2 separate regions of the Mus musculus genome follow, and region 1 is linked to region 2. Evidence: chromatin loops called from intact Hi-C (ENCODE). Cell type or tissue: heart. All regions are shown on one strand. Each heading gives the region's core, and the rest is flanking DNA. Links, peaks and the distances in the headings are about the cores only.

Region 1 (5,380 bases), core at 63-5,062, 75 kb after region 2:
GTGTGCATGTATGTGGACATAAGTGTGTGCATATATATGTATATGTGTGTGTGGTGTACATAATTATATCTATGTGTGCATGTATGTGGACATAAGTGTGTGCATATTTGCACACAGACTTGATGTTGGGTGTCTCCCTTGATCTCTCTCAACACTATTTTTTGCAACAGGGTCTCTTGCTGAACCCAGTGTGTGCTGATTCTAGCTTCTCTTGCTAGTCAGCCTGCCCTGGGGATCTCTGCCTCCTGAGTGCTGGGATTACAGGCGGCCACCACGTGTTTTCCAGCATTCGCTTCGGTTCTGGGACTTCCAACTCCAGTCTTCATGCTTACATGGCAAGCGCTTGACCCATTGATGGGAGTTGAGCCACCTTCCTGCTCCTTAGCTTGCTTTCCTCTATAGGATTTATGACAACCTGATGTCTTTCCACCTTATGGGTCTATCTTCAGACTCTCTTGAGCAAAACCTCCCCGAGGCCTGGGGAATCGACCTCTGTAGCTTCGTTTCCACAAACCAAGGTCTAGCACATGGAAGTGCTTCGTTTATTCCATGCGTGAACAGTGAACAGGTGCCACGTTAGGATTCTGTTCTTTCTCCCGATCGGCCAAAGTAGCCAGGGTTGCTCTCACATTTGGTAAACCTGGTGTTCACTGGATTCCAGAACCGTTTCTGAAGTCAAATTCAGAGCAGAGATGCTTTATAAATCCACGCAGGGCCCGTATTAAATGATAACAGGTTATCTGCAAGTTGACACAGTGTAATTTGAGCCCACTTGAGGTAATTCCAAGGTAGCTCTCATCCAGGTAATGAGCTGTTGGCAACCTGAAATTCTTCCTGCTATTTTCTCTGCCTGAGGCAAAGCGCTCTGTACTTTTGTAAGGCGTGCAGAGAACGTGTTTTGACCAGTCCTGACAAAACCGACACATGCGTATGTTTTCGTGTGTGCTTGGATAATAAAGGCGAGTGGGGGGTGGAAATACAAACACTTGTCATGGATTTTAAGTTTATCATCACAATTATGCATTTGCTTCTACGGTAAAGAGTGAGCTGAGTGTGGCGGCTCACATGTATAATCTCAGCTCCTGGAGGCTGAGTCAGAGGATTGTTGTGAGTTCAAGGCCAGCCTTGGTTATATAAAGAATTTCAGGCTTGCTGGAGCTTAATAAATCAACCAACCAGCCAACCAAGAGAAACCAAACCATAGGAACTGAACAAATAGTACAGGATTAAAAATAAATACAATAAAGGTTGCAGAGATGACTCAGTGGTGAAGAGCTTGCGGCACAAATATGAAGACCTGAGTTAGCATCCCAGGGTCCATGCAAAAATGCCAGGTATAGTGCACATGCCTGTAGTTCAAACACTGGAGAGGCAGAGACAGGAGAATCCCAAGAGCGTGCCAGCTAGCCCGACGAGCTAAATCTATGAACTTCAGGTCCAGTGAGAGACCCCGTCTTAAAAAAACAAAAGGAAGGATCTGGCACTGTGGCATATACCTTTAATCCCCATACTTGAGAGGCAGAGACAGGTGGATCTCTGTGCGTTTGAGTCCAGCCTGGTCTACAGAGTGAGTTCTAGGGTAGCCAGGGCTATAAAGAAAGACCCTGTCTCAAAACAAAACAACCAAAGTAGAAAGGGACTGATATTCATCTCTGGTCTCCATATGTTCCTGCACCCATCCTTACATTTGCAGAGAGGGGGGGGAGGGGGAGGGAGGAGGGGGAGGAGGGAGGGGGGAGAGGTAGAGGGCCAGAGAATAACTTTGGAATAGACTAGAGTCATTCATCCCCGTGGTCTGTTTTATTCTGGTAGGATTAGTTATTTAACCTCCGGGAACCTTGGCTTCCTGCTCTGTAGATAAGAGGTTACAATACATGGTGATTTCAGCTTTAGCTCAGGTTGAAAACATCACAGTGTTGGAGTGTTCTGGCCTATTCTAAGAGCCAAGAATACAAGGAAGTTCTGAATGAGAGAGACAAAGTTTGGTCCAAGTTGGCTCTCTTAAGAGGAGTGACCTTGCTATGTAAAGCCCTTTGTCCTCCTTGCAGAAGCGGGGACAGCTGGATTGGCTGACGAAGGACATCATTCTACCAGCACAGATGGGTCTCCTGCCAGCTCCTTCTGGCTGGGCTCAGCACAGACAGTTGTTCTGGGCTCTTCTCCCTCTTTGCTTTCATTCAAAGAAGACTCCATTGTAACAATCTTCCCTTTCTACTATTATTCTGTTGAGTGTGGTGTATCTGAAATTTGATTTGTGTGCAAGTGGGTGTGCTTGCCTGTGGGTGTCAGAGTACAACCCCAGCTGTTGTTCCTCAGGCAACTTCTACTATTTCTTGCTATAGGGTCCCTCAGTGGTTTGGATATTTGTCAAGTAGGCTAGGCTATCTGGCTAGTGATCTCCAGGGACCTATCTGTCTCTGCCTCCCATCTCACCATTGCCAAGGTTACAAAGCAAGCTTTGCCTTGCCAGGTTTTTATGTGTGTTCTGGGGATTGAACTCAGGTCCTCTTGGGATGTGTTTTAGTTTGTTTTCTGTGGCTGTGATAAACATCGAGACCAGAAGGAACTTGGGGAGGAAAGAGTTTGTTTTAGCTTACAGCTTATAGTCCATCACTGAGACAAACAGAAAAGGCAGGAGCATGAAGCAGAAGCCAGCGAGGAACACTGGTTACTGGGTTGCTCTCCCATGCTCTTTGCTAGTTTCTTTACCTAGCTCAGGCCCACAGGCCTAGGGATGGTGCCACCCATAGTGGGCTCGGCCCTCCCACCTCAATTAGCAGTCCAGAAAATGTTCTTAGTCTAATCTGAGGGACAACTCTTAGATTGAAGTTCTCTTTTCCCAGGGGTGTAAAACTAATAAGATCAGCCATCACACCAGGCAAGGGTTTTGCTCACTATGGAGCCATCTCTCTAGTCCTAGAATCATCCTGATTGTGTCATTTAGTTCGATGTCACTGGACCCTGAGAAGTGATACTTTTCTCCACAGGAAGAAGATGCACTGATGTCACTGGGTGACTTTTGGTTTTCTGTTTTCTAAAGGACCTTGGCCATAGTAGGTGCTCAGAGGATGGGGTGGGCTAGCTGCTTCTGTTACCACGGTCATTCTTGGTGCTACTGCCTTCTCACCCTCCGTGGTGATGTGGATGTGGTCATTAATCTCAATTCCACCTGGGTTTGCTCAGTGGTTGTGGGCTTGCTCTATAGAAGGTCCAGGATTCCTGCTGAGTTCCTTTAGAGTTCTAGAAATCAATATACTCTCAGCCAACAGGCTGCAGGGAGCCACTGAGGGCAAATTAATCACAGTGTGTATGTAGGTATATTTTAGTTAATTTTCTGTTGTTGCTGTGTGAATGATATTAATTTATGTATTATATGTATCATATGTTTATGTATATTTTAATTTTCTGTTGTTGTGTGTGTAATATTATTTCATGTAATATATGTATCATGTGTGTATTATGTATATTTTAGCTAATTTTCTGTTGCTGTTTGCATGTATAATATTATTTCCTGTGATATATGTACCATGTATGTCTATTTTAGTTACTTTTCTGTTGCTCTGATAAAACAACGTCACCAAGGCAAGTGTTAGAGGGAAGTATTTTGGCTTCTGGTTCCAGCTGGAGCAGGGTCCATGACGGTGAAGAGAGGCAGGGCATAAGTAACAGGAATGGCAGGAGAACGAGAAGCCGAGAGCTCACACCTTAAGCCGTAGGTAAGAAGCCTAAAGAGTACATTAGAAGTAGGGCAAGTGAAGACCCTGAGCCCCTCCCCACCGACACACTACCTCCTAGCCTCCCCATGCCCACCGACACACTTCCTCCTAGGCTCCCCCAAATAGCGCTACCAACTGGGGAGCAAAAATTCAAATGCCCAAGACCATGGGGGACAGTCCTCAAGTTACCACTCTGTGTGTGTGTGTGTTTATATGTCTATGTGTGGTGCTTATGTCTCTGTGTGTGTGTGTGTGTATGTTATGTGTATGTGTATGTATGTTATGTCTATGTGTATGTGTGTGCATGTCTATGTGTATGTCTATGTGCGTGTATATGTATGTTATGCCTATGTCTATGTGTGTGTCTATGTGTGTATATGTATGTCTATGTATATGTGTATGTGTGTGTGTGAACAAGTGTACATATTTTTCTCCAGATAGGGGTTCATTATAGCTTAGGCTGGTCTCTTGAATTTCTGGCCCTCCTACCTTCACCTCCAGGGTACTGGGATTACAGATGTGCATCATTATACACTATTTATGCCAGGGACTGAGCCCAGGACTCTGCATGTTAGTCAAGTACTCTATCAACTGAGCTGTATCTCCTGCTGATTCTGATGGGCTCAGACAGTTCTAATCAAACTAGAATAGGAACAGGGATTTGGCAGGCAGAGCAATAAACCAGAAAGCTTGCTGCGAGAGGTTGAGCACATTGCTTAGTAGGAGAGTGCTCGCTTAGCATGTAGGAGGCTGTGGGTTCAAGTGCCAAAGCTACACATACATGTCAAAGGAAATATAAACCACTTGTGAAATACCTGGACTTCCTATCGCTGGCCTCACTCCTGTCCTAAGGCAGATGTGATGCTGTGGCTTGTGTGGCGTAGCTCTCTGTGTGACCATGCTTTACTCTCTGTCCATGTCTGCCCCATGCACCCACCTCCATTCCTTCTTCACTTTCATATGAGCTCAACAGACTTTTCATAGCTCCTAAAATCCTTTAGCACATAGCATCAAGAGGAAGAGGTTTCGGACTTAATTGACCTTGGAAATACCATCATTACATTTAATTGTCTTGGACTTGGGGGAACGGATAGAGTTCCTGTCCATAGCGTGCAGGTCCAGGTGCTTGCTCCTCATCTAAGGCTCAGCCTAAAGTGAACCTCACATCTCCGGGATGGAGATGCAACTGTTCTCTCTCCAATGACAAAGTCCTAGTATGTTTCCTTTGCCCACATTATGAGGTTGGCATCTGTCGAAGGTAGTGGCTTTGCAAAGGAGAAGGGATTTCACTTACTATTTTGGATTGTGAGTGTGCGTGCGCGCACGTGCGCACACATGCAGATCAAACATCGGCACTGAGAACCTTCCCTTGTCACTCCATCTTAATTTCTGAGGCAGTGTCTCTCACTGGACCTAGAGCTTACCGATTCAGCAAGACTGCCCAGCTAATGGGTCCTAGGGTTCCTTCTGTCTCTACTTCCCCAGCGCTGGGATGACAGGTTTCCTTCCCATCATCTGGCTTTCCACATGGGTTCTGGGTCATGCGGGCATGGCAAGCGCTACCAAACGCAGCCGCCTCCTCAGCTGCCTACAGTAGATATATGACTTCTTTGGAAACGTGTCGTGTGACTAAAGCTAGCAACCCTGCACTTCCATTTTTGCAG
Region 2 (5,362 bases), core at 1-5,000:
AAAGGTTCCTGTCATTACTGCGCTGTAATCTGAGCCACTTCCAAACTAGTGTGAGAGACTGCTGTTATTAGCTTTGGAGAAAACTGTTTTAAAAGTCAAAAGTAATGACAGGCAAGCTATACAACCTCCCTTGTAAAAAATTTTCAAGAATGATTATGAGATGGAAGAATGAATGGCATGCCTATTAGTAACAGCTATGAAAAGAAAACCTAAAGTGAGCACAGTATTCTTTTTGTTTGAACTTGATTTCTCTCATTAGGTCTCTTGAGTTAGGCATTCCATGAGATTCACACAGACAAGTCCCGATGCACGATGGGGTGCAGGCAGGGAAAATTCCTTTACTACACCTATCTGCTAATTAGAATGCTCTAACATTCCAAGCATAACATTTCATCAAAAATAAACAAACATTTAACACTACCGCTGGTAGATGGGAGAGCTTAGTTAAGTAGGTAGGCCTTAGCTGTGGACACTTGCAGATCAGCAATGTGAATTAAAATGTAAGTGGAGCAGACTCAAGTCAAAGAACTGTTTCCATACACAGCAGAATAGAAACAAAATAGATTTTCATGAATAAAAAAAGTTATGCTCTTCAATTCCTAAAGCCATCTAATCTAAGCCGCCTCAAGTGCAGCTTTACTAGGGGAAAATGACAAAAAGAAACTTTAAAATCGCCTTGTCATTTATTTGTGCATTTATCTGTAATTATTAATTTCAGCTTCTGAGTGCACTCCTAACAGTTCCCAGCCTTCCATTTGTAAAAAATGTTACTTCATGGAAGTATCTGTACAATTACCCTGGAAATATTTCCAGTTTTTGTTCCACCCCGTGCTATCTTCATCTGAAAAGACACAACTTTCTCTTTTCATGTTGTTCAGTAAATTCTGCGGCTTTCATTTCTAGTCAATCTCAGTTTTAATCTAATTGATTGTTTCAAAGAATACTCTATCTAGTTAGTTAAGACTTCACAAATATTCGTAGGTTCGTATGTAATCTCCACCAACATGATTTTCTCCTCTGGTTCCAAATAACATAATGGTCATTTATAAAGCAAATCTAATGTTAGAAAAAAATGGAAACCTCTTAAAATAGGACGAAAACACCTCACAGCAGGCCATCACTGTAGCTCACTGCTTCTCTAAACAGGTTTTCCTTGAGTAGGCCCCTCTGGTGTTCAATAGATATTGCAGCATAAATATTTTTCTTAAAGTACAACTTAAATCTGATACTTAACACATAAGCCCCCCCCAAAAAACTCATTTATAACCTATATATGTACTAACTCTTAAGAAGATTCTCTGTGCATTTCAAATGGTAAGACAAATACCCTACCGTTTAATTATGTCTAATTACAAGTAAGATTAGTTCAAGGTTGATAGGGCAGCCTGAAGAATAAACTAGTTTAAAGAGGCGCGCTGGCGCTCGCTCTCAATCTCTCTCTGGGGGAAAAAAAAAACAAAAAACAAAAAACAAAAAACAAAAAACTTAACTCAGGTTGGGCCAGGAGGAAGAAAGTGAAAAGCAATCTTCCCGTGTAGGTAACTCAGTGTTCGAAGTTAAGTCCCTAAAACCAGTGAGTGCCATGCAGAGCGTGCAACTTCGGCACCACAATCTAGACTCTCAGCACTGTGGTACGGCTTGCTCTCTTCTCCACAGACCTTCCAGCAGACACCAATAAAAGAACTCATGCAACCCAGTCGGATATTGTAGCAACAACGAGGGTGAGAGTTCAGCTAACAGAAAAACGATCTCGCTCTAAAAAGCAACGCAATACAACTGTGCAAATAGTGTGGCGAGCTGAGAGCACTTAAGGGCCTTAGGGGGGAAAGAGACACTCCGGAAAATACCTGGTGCTGGAAAAACACGAGGCGCTACCACTGCGCTCGCTTTCGGGATAATATTTTCCCCCCCTACATTCTAACACTCCACTCTCCCGGAAAGAAAGCATGAAACTGCGAGGCTGAGCGGACAAGGGGTTCCAGTCACCACCAGCAGCCAGAAGGCAATCCCGGGGCTGCTCCGATGGCAGGAAGGAGAGAAATGAAATAAAATGCAACAAGGCGCAAAGCTGCGGCGGAGAGGGCGTGGGGAAGGGGGCCCCCGGAGCAAGCCGGGGCGCGGCGGCGAAGAGGCGCCGCGCGGAGCCGGCCCACCCCGGCGGCCGAGGACCCAGGCTCCGCTCCCAGGCAAACTTCGCCAAGCGGGCAGGGGGCGCGCCCGGCCCGGCCCGCGGGAGACCGGGTGGGATCCGAGGGGCTCCAGACAAACGGGGACCGCGGGCTGCCTGCGGGGGAAGGGCGGGCACACTCACCACGGGTCGAACTCGTGGATGATGCTCTCGAAGCGGATGACGGCGAAGAGGCGCGAGCTGAAGCCGGCCAGCCAGGCCAGGAAGAGGATGGTGAAGGAGAGCAACGACTGCCACCCGGCCGGCTGCGACAAGCCCCCGGACAGCCCCGCGGGGGGCCCCGGCTTCGGCGCCGCCGCCCTGGACGCGCTCTGGGTTCCGGGCCCATGGTGCCCGTGGCGGCTGTTCCCCAGAGCCATGAGGCCGCTCCACGGGGACGAGTTGAGGGACGACTTGTGCTTGCTCTCCGGGGCCGAGGGCTCCGCCATGTTGTGCCCCGGCGGCGGGTCTCGCTCGTCCTCCGCGGCCACCGCCGCCGCCTGGAGCGAGGGGTGCTGGGCGGAGACCCAGAGGAGGAGGAGGAGGGCGACGGCGACGACAACGAGGAGGAGGAGGAGGCGGAGGCGGAGGAAGAGCTGGGCGCGCTCCCGCCCTCAGCACCGCGAGGCCGGGACACTGGGGGTGGTGGAGGCGGCAGCGATCCGAAGTCTCCGCCTCAACAGTGGCCGCGACCGTCGCGGTCTCAACCCAAAAGGCCCCTGCGCCCCACTAGCCATCCGTGTCCCCCGTGCGGCTGAGGAGGCGGCGGTGGCGGCGAGAGCCGACGGGACGAGGGCGCCAGAGGAGCGGCGGCTCGGAGCGGCAATGACATTCCCCCGCCCGCCCAGCCGCGAGGAGCACAAAAGGGGAGGAGCCCCCTGGAGTCCGGGCGGAGCTCAGGCAACCTTTGACTCCGCCCCCTCGCCCAACAGGAACTGGCCCCTCCGCCTGTCACAGAGCGACAGGTCCGTTAAGGGGCGGGGCCGGAATGGCGGCGTGCGCCAATAGGAGCGCGAGCGGGGCCTTGGGCGGGGCTTCGGCTGAATGGCCCTCCACCCCCTCCGCCTCGCGGCCTCCCGCCTATTCGCCGCCGGCCGTGGCTACGATTTCATTGTCAGTTGAAAGACGCGGTTTCGCGCGCGAGCCCGTTCGGGGCCCTGGGGAAGGGCACCAGGAGGTTCGGCTCGCTTCCCCGCGCGGATTCCGACTCGAGCAGCAGAAGGTCCCACGTCCCAGTCGACCGAAGGAACAGAGAGCACGGCTTGGCCGGGTGCTCGGCGGCCGTGACTTTTAACCCGCTCAGCGCGGGGCGCCCGCCACGTGACGGGGCGCGCAGGCGCGGTGCGGGGCCCTAGGCGCGTGGGTCCAGCCGCTGTGCTGAACGTGCCAGAGTGAGTGGCTGGGTCGCTACATTCTCTGTCCCCGCCCTGCTGCTCTGAAAACTTGGAGTGGGCAGATGTCGTCCGAGCTGCAGTAAGATGTAGCCAGGCGGACACACACATAAATGTCACATTCTTTTTGCTGTGTTCTCCAGGACTTTTTTTTTTTTTTTTTTTTTTTGCAGCTCAATCTTTTGACTGCAAGAATTCATTATTTACACCTGCCTACGTTCCGTCACCAAATTAACTTTTCCTGGACTGTATTAGCTATTGCCCAATTTTCACTCTAGCCAACTGAAACGTAGGAACTTTTCCTTGTCTGGGGCAGTTTGCTTGTACCTTCTCCTTCCTCCACAACTAGCTCCGCCCATCCCCAAAAGGACAAAAGTCAGAACTAAAGATCCGGAGGGTCATTGCAGTGTTAGAAGCCCTCTTGGCAGGTACAGAGGTTAATGTAGAAACAAGGGCCGGCTAATATTTCACTGGTTTCTCGTGTACATTCACAACTGTCCATCTTGTTAGGGAACACCAGAATCTTTAAAATGTGTGTAAAGATTAAGTCCTGTAAATTTGCAAAATAAAATTATGTTCCGTTGCTCATTGTCAAAGGTTAGGTAAATGAACAAATGTACCTAACTAATAGGCTCAGCCACTCCCAACCTGGTGATTAACTTTGCCGGTTTCCTTATAAAAATAAATAGACTCTCATCAGGGAAAATGAACAGCTTCCATAAATAGACCTCCTCACCACCATTTTAATATCCAACATTTATTAAACATGTAAATTTTAATGAGATTCATAGTGGAATATTAACCAATCCCTTAGAACAAAGAGGTGACATGGCCTTTCTCAGAAAAGTGCACATTAAAATGGCAGCGTTTATTTTTGCCCATGTTTCATGAGCCAATGTTCTATTAATCTAAAATAACAGAATTTATCTGACGACTCTCATTTTAGACATTTTGGGTGTCTCTGGTGTTGCAGATGTTCCCTGATGAGTTTCTCTGTCTTCTTCCTCTTGGCTGTTTAATCGCGGGAGGCCCCATGTGAAGGGGAGTAGAAACAATTAACAATAAATTATAAAACACAAGTCACCTGTGTGGGACCATCCCTTCATCTTTGTGTGTGAGAGTGGGCATACATGTACTAAGGCATAGCATGTGGAGGTCAAATTACATGCTCAGATGTTGGTCCTTTTGACACACCAGGTTAGCCTCCTGTCTCAACCTGTGGGTCTTGATCCTTGTGTCAAACTTCTATCTCCAAAAGTATTTCCATGGTGACTCATGACAGTAGCAAAATGGCACTTATGATGTAGCAACAGAAATAATTTTTATAATCGGGGGTCACCACAACACAAGGAGTTGTATTAAAGGGTCACAGCATTAGGAAGGTTGAGAACCACTGCCTCAGGGCGTTGGGATTATAGGCACCTGCGGTCATAGCCAGCCTTTTATGGTTCTGGGAATTCAAACTGAAGTCTTCATACTTGCGTGGCTCCTTAATATAAAGTGAGTTTATCTGAGAACACTGCGGAACACGGTTCAGAAACATAAGGAAACTCAGGGTCATGATGTGGACAAGGACAAAGAAGGAGCCCGTGGGAAAGCATGAGGACGTACTCTAGCGGGGAACTGGAGAGCAGTGGTCCTGTCCTCCCACCCACGTCAGTCAGCTCCAGGTACGCCTGCTGTGTAAACTGTGGCAAACACTGGAGGAGCAGTCCAGGGAAGACTGATGGACAACCGGATGGGAGCGTTACCCGAGGAAGCAGAACCGCAGAAAGGATGGCTCAGAGGAAGAAAAGAAAGAGAA

The links. Peaks named below come from ENCODE experiments on the same cell type or tissue, not always from the same donor. Only the 100,000 strongest peaks of a DNase experiment are listed, where the experiment ranks them.
Region 1: it touches region 2 in a loop (2.1-fold over the local background); 1 of 42 quality-filtered maps calls a loop at or near these places.

What each region holds. Positions count from the first base shown.
Region 1 is chr9:115,382,158-115,387,537 of GRCm38, forward strand. No RefSeq gene overlaps it. Among named protein-coding and RNA genes, the nearest start is that of Mir467h, 3.0 kb to the left of the region's middle. In heart, for the core only: no CTCF peak of the experiment used is centred there; a DNase peak (open chromatin) is centred at 2,054; H3K27ac peaks cover 570 bases.
Region 2 is chr9:115,307,441-115,312,802 of GRCm38, forward strand. It overlaps Stt3b (STT3, subunit of the oligosaccharyltransferase complex, homolog B (S. cerevisiae)), which reads right to left and starts at 3,028. Exons shown (of 16, transcript NM_024222.3): 1 at 2,312-3,028. The coding sequence starts at 2,616. In heart, for the core only: a CTCF peak has its summit at 3,021; a DNase peak (open chromatin) is centred at 3,151; H3K4me3 peaks cover 4,110 bases; H3K27ac peaks cover 3,585 bases.